Regions from separate parts of the Homo sapiens genome. Here region 2 is linked to region 1. The links are chromatin contacts, found by Hi-C or POLR2A ChIA-PET in ENCODE. All regions are on one chromosome and are shown on one strand. The core of a region is the stretch at or near the end of the contact, and the rest is flanking DNA. Distances in the headings are between cores, read along the strand shown.

What was found. Hi-C counts contacts between places; a loop is a spot of excess contacts on that map. ChIA-PET counts read pairs that join two places held with the same protein, here RNA polymerase II (POLR2A). Pooled maps may share reads with other maps.
Region 2: a pooled map shows a loop between it and region 1 (9-fold over the local background). The contact joins the promoter of RFXANK here to the promoter of RFX1 in region 1. A Hi-C loop is called at or near these places in 2 of 50 pooled maps. POLR2A ChIA-PET finds 5 or more read pairs at or near these places in 2 of 52 experiments (GM12878 and OCI-LY7).

What each region holds. Positions count from the first base shown.
Region 1 is chr19:14,004,291-14,007,966 of GRCh38, reverse strand. It overlaps RFX1 (regulatory factor X1), which reads left to right and starts at 1,647. Exons shown (of 21, transcript NM_002918.5): 1 at 1,647-1,864. RefSeq lists enhancers at 837-1,364, 1,365-1,892, 1,893-2,421 and silencers at 1,616-1,795, 1,846-2,225.
Region 2 is chr19:19,190,298-19,193,973 of GRCh38, reverse strand. RFXANK (regulatory factor X associated ankyrin containing protein) reads right to left here and starts at 1,716. Exons shown (of 10, transcript NM_003721.4): 1 at 1,420-1,716; 2 at 874-1,014; 3 at 1-35. The coding sequence starts at 27. BORCS8-MEF2B (BORCS8-MEF2B readthrough) reads left to right here and starts at 1,822. Exons shown (of 12, transcript NR_027308.2): 1 at 1,822-1,893. It overlaps BORCS8 (BLOC-1 related complex subunit 8), which reads left to right and starts at 1,822. Exons shown (of 6, transcript NM_001145784.2): 1 at 1,822-1,893. The coding sequence starts at 1,857. RefSeq lists an enhancer at 850-939.

The DNA.
Region 1 (3,676 bases), core at 398-2,897:
ATGAGAATGCAAAATTTAAGAGAAGGCCAAAGAGCTCAGTCATAAGATAATTGACATTTAAAACATAAAAAGTAGGCCGGGCGTGGTGGCTCACGCCTGTAACCCCAGCACTTTGGGAGGCCGAGGCGGGCGGATCACGAGGTCAGGAGATCGAGACCATCCTGGCTAACACGGTGAAACCCCGTCTCTACTAAATATACAAAAAATTAGCCGGGCGTGGTGGCGAGCACCTGTAGTCCCAGCTACTCGGGAGGCTGAGGCAGGAGAATGGCGTGAACCTGGGAGGCGGAGCTTGCAGTGAGCCGAGATTGCGCCACTGCACTCCAGCCTCAGCGACAGAGTGAGACTCCGTCTCAAAAAATAATAATAATAAATTTATTTTAAACACAAGATCTGACCCTGAGCTTGCATAACGCATCTCACCTTAATCCCTGTGTTGGCGGATCCTGTCTTTATTTAAAATTGTGATGTTTTGTTCATCATAGATTTATTTTTTCCCATTAATTTGGATATTTAACAAATATTGAATTAGAAGATTATTTATCTTGATGACTGAGTTTTTGCTCCCAAGATGTTCACCCTAGTCCGGGCCCTGTTTCTGTCTCTTCTCGTCCTGCAGCACCCAGACAGTCCCTTGAGGAAACTGAGGCACAGAGGAGCGTATGTGTGGGAGGTGTGTGTGTGTGGCGGGGGTTGTGGTGAGCTCTCCTGGGCGGACCAAGCTCCCTGGGCTGGGTCGGGGCTGACCTTTGCTTATCTACCGCGGTTGAAGCCGCGAATGAAGTCCCCCGCCTTGCAGAGACCTTTCCCAAGGCGGCCGCACCGCCTGCGGGGCAGAGATAGCCGCGGTCACCCCGGCAGCGGTGACCTTTTCCGGCTGGAGGGGACCGGGAGGCGGGAGAAGGCGCGGCGGCCGCGCTGTCTGGCCGGCTTGGGCGGAGGAGGATGTCACCCCAGCGGGTGGGAGCTGGGATCGAACCCCGCCGCGGCCTCCCGCTTCCACCCAACCCCGACGGGGCCATGGGCAGTGGGGAAGGGGGACGCGCGCCCAGTGACGTCATCGAATCCCGAGTCCGGCCTTCGCCGCTGTCGTCACAGAGGGGCTGCGCTGCGTCACTGCATTCCTCCCCTGACGTCAGCGCAAGAAGCCAGAAACTGGCCCACCGAGCGAGAGAGAAGTCTGGAGCGGAGTCTTCCTTTCTCGCCTTTTTAATTTGGTAAGACATGTAAAGTGTACGCAAGAGCGGACTACAACTCCCAATCGGCCTTGCGTGCCGAGCATGCGCACGGCCTCCAGCCAGAGAGCGCGGCAAACCTTTGGTAGATTGACGTCCCTTTAGTCGAACCAGGAGGCCGGTTTTACATCGGCAAACCAATCCCGTCCTCACGAGTCCTACCCCTTTATTCTTAACCAGCTGCTTCCCTGCCGGAGTGACGGGCCCGGCTGCCTTTGAGGGTTCAGTTTCTTTTGATGGACATTCATACTGATAAATCAGATCGCCGGGAAGTCCAGAGGGTGTTGAAAAGCGTGCATCGGAACTAATAGTTTAGCTGCAAGGCCTGGCGCCGTCCAATCACTTCTCCGGCCGCCGCCAATCACCCCGGGCCCCGCCCCCGCGCGTGACGTAACTAGGGTGGGTAGCAACAGTTGCCCCGGTGAGGGAAACGGAGGCGCCATAGCCACGGTAGTCGTGGCGACCAAGCAACCCGGCAACGCGAGTCAACAACAACAACCGCCCGGCCGACCCCCACCCCCACCCCCCAGGCCCGGCCCGGGGACCCCAGCACGTCCCGTCCCCTTCCCAACATCGACTCCGAGACCTCCGAAAAGCGTTTCCGCAGACAGAAGTGGGGAGAAGCGGAGGTAACCAGGGCGGCCCCGGGGTGGCTGGCCGGGCCGGGGTGGGCGGCGGGGCCGGGGCAGTAGGTGTCTCTGTAATCACAGTCCGGGGGGAAGGGGCGGGCGGTCAAAATGGCGGCGGCGACTGTCTGGACCGTGGGGGAGGGGGCCGGGGCCCGGCTGGAACGACACCACCCGCCCCCGTCCCCGCGGCCCGGCCCCCGCGAGGGGCGGGCGCTCGCAGGCCCGCGGCGAGTGGAGGTCGGCAGGCCGGGGCGGGGGGCTTTTATATGTCGGGAGCGCGAAGGGGCGGGCCTGGGGAGGCTGGGCCAATGGGAGCGAGGGAGGTACGAGGCGGGGCCAAGGTGGGTGGGCGGGACCAGGAGGGAAGGTATGGGCGGGGCCGGCTGGGTCTCCCCAACCTCCACCTCGGGAACCAGGGTGGGCAGCCACCACCCGGTCCGCCTTCCAGATCCTTAAGCGACTCCCTTCTTCCTTAAGAGCTTTGCAGTTGTCCCAGGACTCAGAACTTGGACAAGTGCCTGTCCATCTGAGGCCTCAGTTTTCCATCCTGTAAAATGGGGAGAATCATTGACATCGCCCTTTTCCTGCAGTACCGGGACTCCTCATTCCTTCCAGGAATTTTACTTACGGCTTATCTTTGAACCTTTTCCTCGTATCTACCGTTTCTGAATGTGGTTTGATAAAATAACTGTCAGCTAGTCCTGATTTCAACACTGCAGCCCACTCCTAAACCTGCCACCTTCTCTCTGGGAGGAAGCAAAGAGGAAGCAAAGTTTCATGGAGGAGCTAGGAGTCGATTTGGCTTTAGCGTGGAGGATCTGGTTTGCAGAAATCAAAGTCCATGGTAGGGAGGAGTGACCATGAGGGAATGCTTTAGAGGAACAGAAACCTGAGTGCTTTTCTCTGGGCTGCTGTTTGAGACCTGATGTTTCCTGGTTTGAGGTTGCGGGGGTTTGTTCCTGGAGATGGAACGTTTCTGGGTCCTGCCCATCGAGGTCTCCCCTACTGGGAATGGGGGAGCAAATGAAGCCTGAGGAAGTTTCTTAGATTTTTTAAACCCGCTTCTCTTGGCCAGACACATGTTTTTGTGTCAAACGAGTGTCAACCGAGTCACATGTCACTGACAAGGTCCCAGCCTCTAGGGCCACGTGGGCAGGAGCGGTCAGAGGGAAGGGGAAGCTATCCATGTTTGTGAGAGGAGAATCTTTGCCACTGCTTTTTAGGGTGACAATATCCTGCCAGCTCGGGGAGGAATTTTTTTTTTAAGTAGCCAGCCAGGCCAAGTCTAGTTGGCTTATTCTCCGTCTTGCTTTTGAGCTTAGTGTCGGTGTGCAAACTGCAGCCATTTCCTTTTAAATCAGTCAATACATTCCAAGGAAAAGGATCATTTCAGGCTTTTTCCCAAGAGTTTGAGATTGGTCTGGTGGGGGTTGGCGGGTCCTAACTTCTCCAGGTACTTTTTCTAGGCCTGGCCCTTTTTAGAGGAGGCAGGGACTCTTTGAAAGTTAGGACAGGTGGAGATTAATTTTCAGTAAAACAAACAAAAAAGCTAGAAATGCCAAGTTGCTAGACGGATCATCAGCACTTTTTTTTTTGGAGACGGAGTCTCACTCTGTGGCCAGGCTGGAGTGCAGTGGCTTGATTTTGGCTCACTGCAGCCTCCGCCTCCCGGGTACAAGTGATTCTCCTGCCTCAGTCTCCTGAGTCGCTGGGACTACAGGCGCTCGCCATCATGCCCGGCTGATTTTCGTATTTTTAGTAGAGACGGGGTTTCACCATGTTGGTCAGGATGGTCTTGATCTCTTGACCTCG
Region 2 (3,676 bases), core at 467-2,966, 5.2 Mb before region 1:
GTCTTCTGCAGGCTGGGTAAGCTCCATGGGGAAAGCTGGCGGAGGTGTCAGAAGGGGAGAGATGACAATAATTATCAACAGTTATAATAAAGTAGGCACCGACTGCATACCTAGCCTTGCACTGTGAGGGTGGGTAAACTGAGGTCCAGGTTAATTACCAGAGCCAGGGAAATGAAAACCAGAGTCCAACTGCTTTCGAGGTCTACCATTCCCCACCACCAAAGCACCTACAATGTGCAATGTTTAAGAGCCTGGGCTCTGGCAGGGCACAGTGGCTCACGGCTGTAATCCCAGCACTTTGGGAGGCCGAGGAGGGTGGATCATGAGGTCAGGAGTTCGAGACCAGGCTGGCCACCATGGTGAAACCCCATCTGTACTAAAAATACAAAAATTAGCCAAGCGCGGTGGCGGGCGCCTGTGATCCCAGCTACTCGGGAGGCTGAGGCAGAATTGCTTGAACTCGGGAGGTGGAGGTTGCGGTGAGCAGAGATCGCACCACTGCACTGTAGCTGGGGCGACAGAGCAAGACTCTGTCTCAAAAAAAAAAAAAAAAAAAAAAAAGAAAGGAAAAAAAAGCCGGGGCTCTGGGGTCAGCTGTCTGGGTTCGAATCCCTCAATTTATAGGCCGTGAGAACTTGGGCACGTGACTTAACCTTTGAGCCTCAGTTTCCTCCACGACAAAATGTGGAAATGAGACCTACAACGAATTATGTCTGTACATAGCTTATCGGGGGATCTGCTAAGCGTGGAGCTCAATAAATATTCGCTATGGTTGTTGGGAGGGGCTCCCCATAATGAGTGACGGCTCAACAAAGGTGCGATTGGTCCCAGTCCCACCCGAGCCTCCTAAATCGATCCAGGAGGTCCACTCACCTCCCCACGAGCCTCCTCTGTCCCCCCGCGCCGAAAGCCCAGTTCTCTCAAAACTTGGGGGCCCAAGTCACAAACTTTTCTCTTCCAATGGATATAGCAGGAGGCAAACTGGAGACCGGACCCTCAGCGATCTGGCTTCCTCTGCCGGGACAGAAAGCAACTTGATACTCGACCGCTACCCCCACCCCAGAGCTCCCCCACTGCGCTTGCGCACCCCCGCCCCCCAAAAGTGAGGAAGGGCCCGGGCAGTAAGTGCTGCCTCTGGCCCTTTAAGACTTAGGGGAGGGCGTGGGTTCCGCTGGGGTCCTGGGAGGGCAGTTGCGCCTGCGCCTTCTTTTCCCCTCCTCACCGACTCGGAGGGAATGGGCGGGGCCTAAAGGGCTCTGAGAATTTCACTACGCCTGCGCCCGCTCACCTTTACCCTGCCCACAGATTTTTCCAGAGGGAGCCAATTGGCTCCGGCTTCGGGTAGATGGGCGGGGCTATCTCAAGAAGAAGAAGTAGGGGAAGTACGCGGGGCGTCTGGAACTTAAAGGGGCAGCGTACCTTGGCCGTCCCGTTCCACAACAAGGTCCCTTCTGCGGTCTCAAAGGCTTATAAGCAAGGGCGGGGGCAGAGGGCTAAAGAAGGGAGTTTTTGCGGCCCGAGTGGGTAATGCGTGGAGGACTCCCCCAACTCGTCTCTCAAGGAAAAGGGGGTTCAGAAAGGGAGAGAGTTCTTCCCCCTCTCCTGCCTGGGTGTCGCTCCACCAGCCTCCTGGCCGTCGCGCCCCCTCCTCACTGCGCCACCCCCGGGTGTGCCTCCTTCCCTGCGTCTCACACAGCCCCTTTCTTGTCCGCAAAGACTGAGGAGCGGGGAGGGCGGGCCCTCTGACACCGGAACAGGAGCCGTGCGGCGTCCGGTTTCAGCAGGGAAGGCTTAGGCGGGCGTCCCAACCTCCGGGCTTCCGGTGCCGTTTCCCGGTTCGCTCGGCCGCGGTCGCTATGGAGGAGCCGGAGATGCAGCTCAAGGGGAAGAAAGGTGGTGCGGGCCTGCGGGCGGGACAGAGGGGGCCGGTAACTTGTGGAGGGGCGGCCTGACAAAGGCCGGGCGCGGAGGGACCGTGCGAGGAGCAGTGATTGAACTGCCGTCCAATCCCAGCTCTGCCGCTGACTAGTTTTGAAACCTGTAGAAAGGCTCCGTGTCTGCTTTAATTACCGGTCCCCCCAGGATTGTTTCAAGAATTCAGTAGCTGAGGCTGGGAGTGGTGGCTTTGTAATCCCAGCACTTTGGGAGGCCTAGGCGGGAGGATCGCTTGAGCCCGAGACCAGCCTAGGTGACATAGTGAGATCTCGTCTCTAAAAAAATACAAAAATTAGCCGGGCGTGGTGGCGCACGCCTGTGGTCCCAGCTACTTGGGCGGCTAAGGTGGGAGGATTGCTTGAGCCCGGGAGGTCAAGGCTGCACTGCAGTGGGCTACGGTCGTGCCACTGCACCCCCAGCCTGGGTGACAAGTGAGACCCTGTCTAAAAAAAAAAAACTCAACAACCTGATATTTGTAATGCATTGGAAGAATCCCCGGGGCGTAGTAATCGCTGTGCGTCTTGTTTCCTTTTTTTTTTTTTTTTTTGAGACAAGGTATCACACTGTCGCCCAGGCTGGGGTGCGGTGGCGCGATCATGGCTCACTGTAGCCTCGATCTCTCTGGCGCGGGCGATCCTCTTGCCTCAGCTTCTCCAGTAGCTGGGACTACAAGTGCACACCACCACATCAGGCTAATTCTTTAATTTTTTTTTTTTTTGACGGAGTCTCGCTCTGTCACCCAGGCTGGAGTGCCGTGGGGGGATCTCAGCTCACTGCAACCTCAGCCCCCTGAGTAGCTAGGATTACAGGCACACACCCCCATGCCCAGCTAATTTTTTTGTATTTTTAGTAGAGACGGGGTTTCACCTTGTTGCTCAGGCTAGTCTCGAACTCCTGACCTCGAGTGATCCACCCACCTTGGCCTCCCAAAGTGCTGGGATTACAGGTGTGAACCACTGCACCCAGCTAATCCCCTATACTTTAAATCACCCTAGATTACTCACATCTAGAATACATAATACAGGCCTACACATCACTTCATTCACATGGATTCAAAGAAGTGCTTCGTGTAGGGCAGATTGAAGTTTTGCTTTTTGAAACTTTGTGGAATTTTTTTTTTCCTATTTTCCATCCACGGTTGGTTGAATCCACAGATTCGGGAACCATGGATAACGGAGGGCATGAGTATGAGGCATGAGCCACCGTGCCTTGTCTGTTATGCTCACCTTTCTTCTTCTTTTTTTTTATTTGAGACGGAGTTTTGCTCTTGTTGCCAAGGCTGGAGTGCAATGGCGTGATCATGGCTCACGGCAACCTCCGCCTCCCGGGTTCAAGTGTTTCTCCTGCCTCAGCCTCCCGAATAGCTGGGATTACAGGCATGCACCACCATGCCTGGCTAATTTTGTATTTTCAGTAGAAACGGGGTTTCTCCACGTTGGTCAGGCTGGTGTCGAACTCCCAACCTCAGGTGATCCTCCCGCTTCGGCCTCCCAAAGTTCTGGAATTACAGGCGTGGGCCACCGCCCCTGGCCGTTATGCTCACATTCAAAGCGAGGAGGCCTATCTGGTAAGAGGTCACACAGTTTGGAGGTGGCAGGCTGGGCTCTGCCACTCAAGGCACAGTGGTGAGATGGAGAGACTTGTGTTAGCCTCCTTTGACTCCCAGACACGCCTGGGTTCTCTCTCCTGAGCAGTCACCCTGGTGATGGCATTGGATTCATCTCTGTAGCAAACTTTGAGG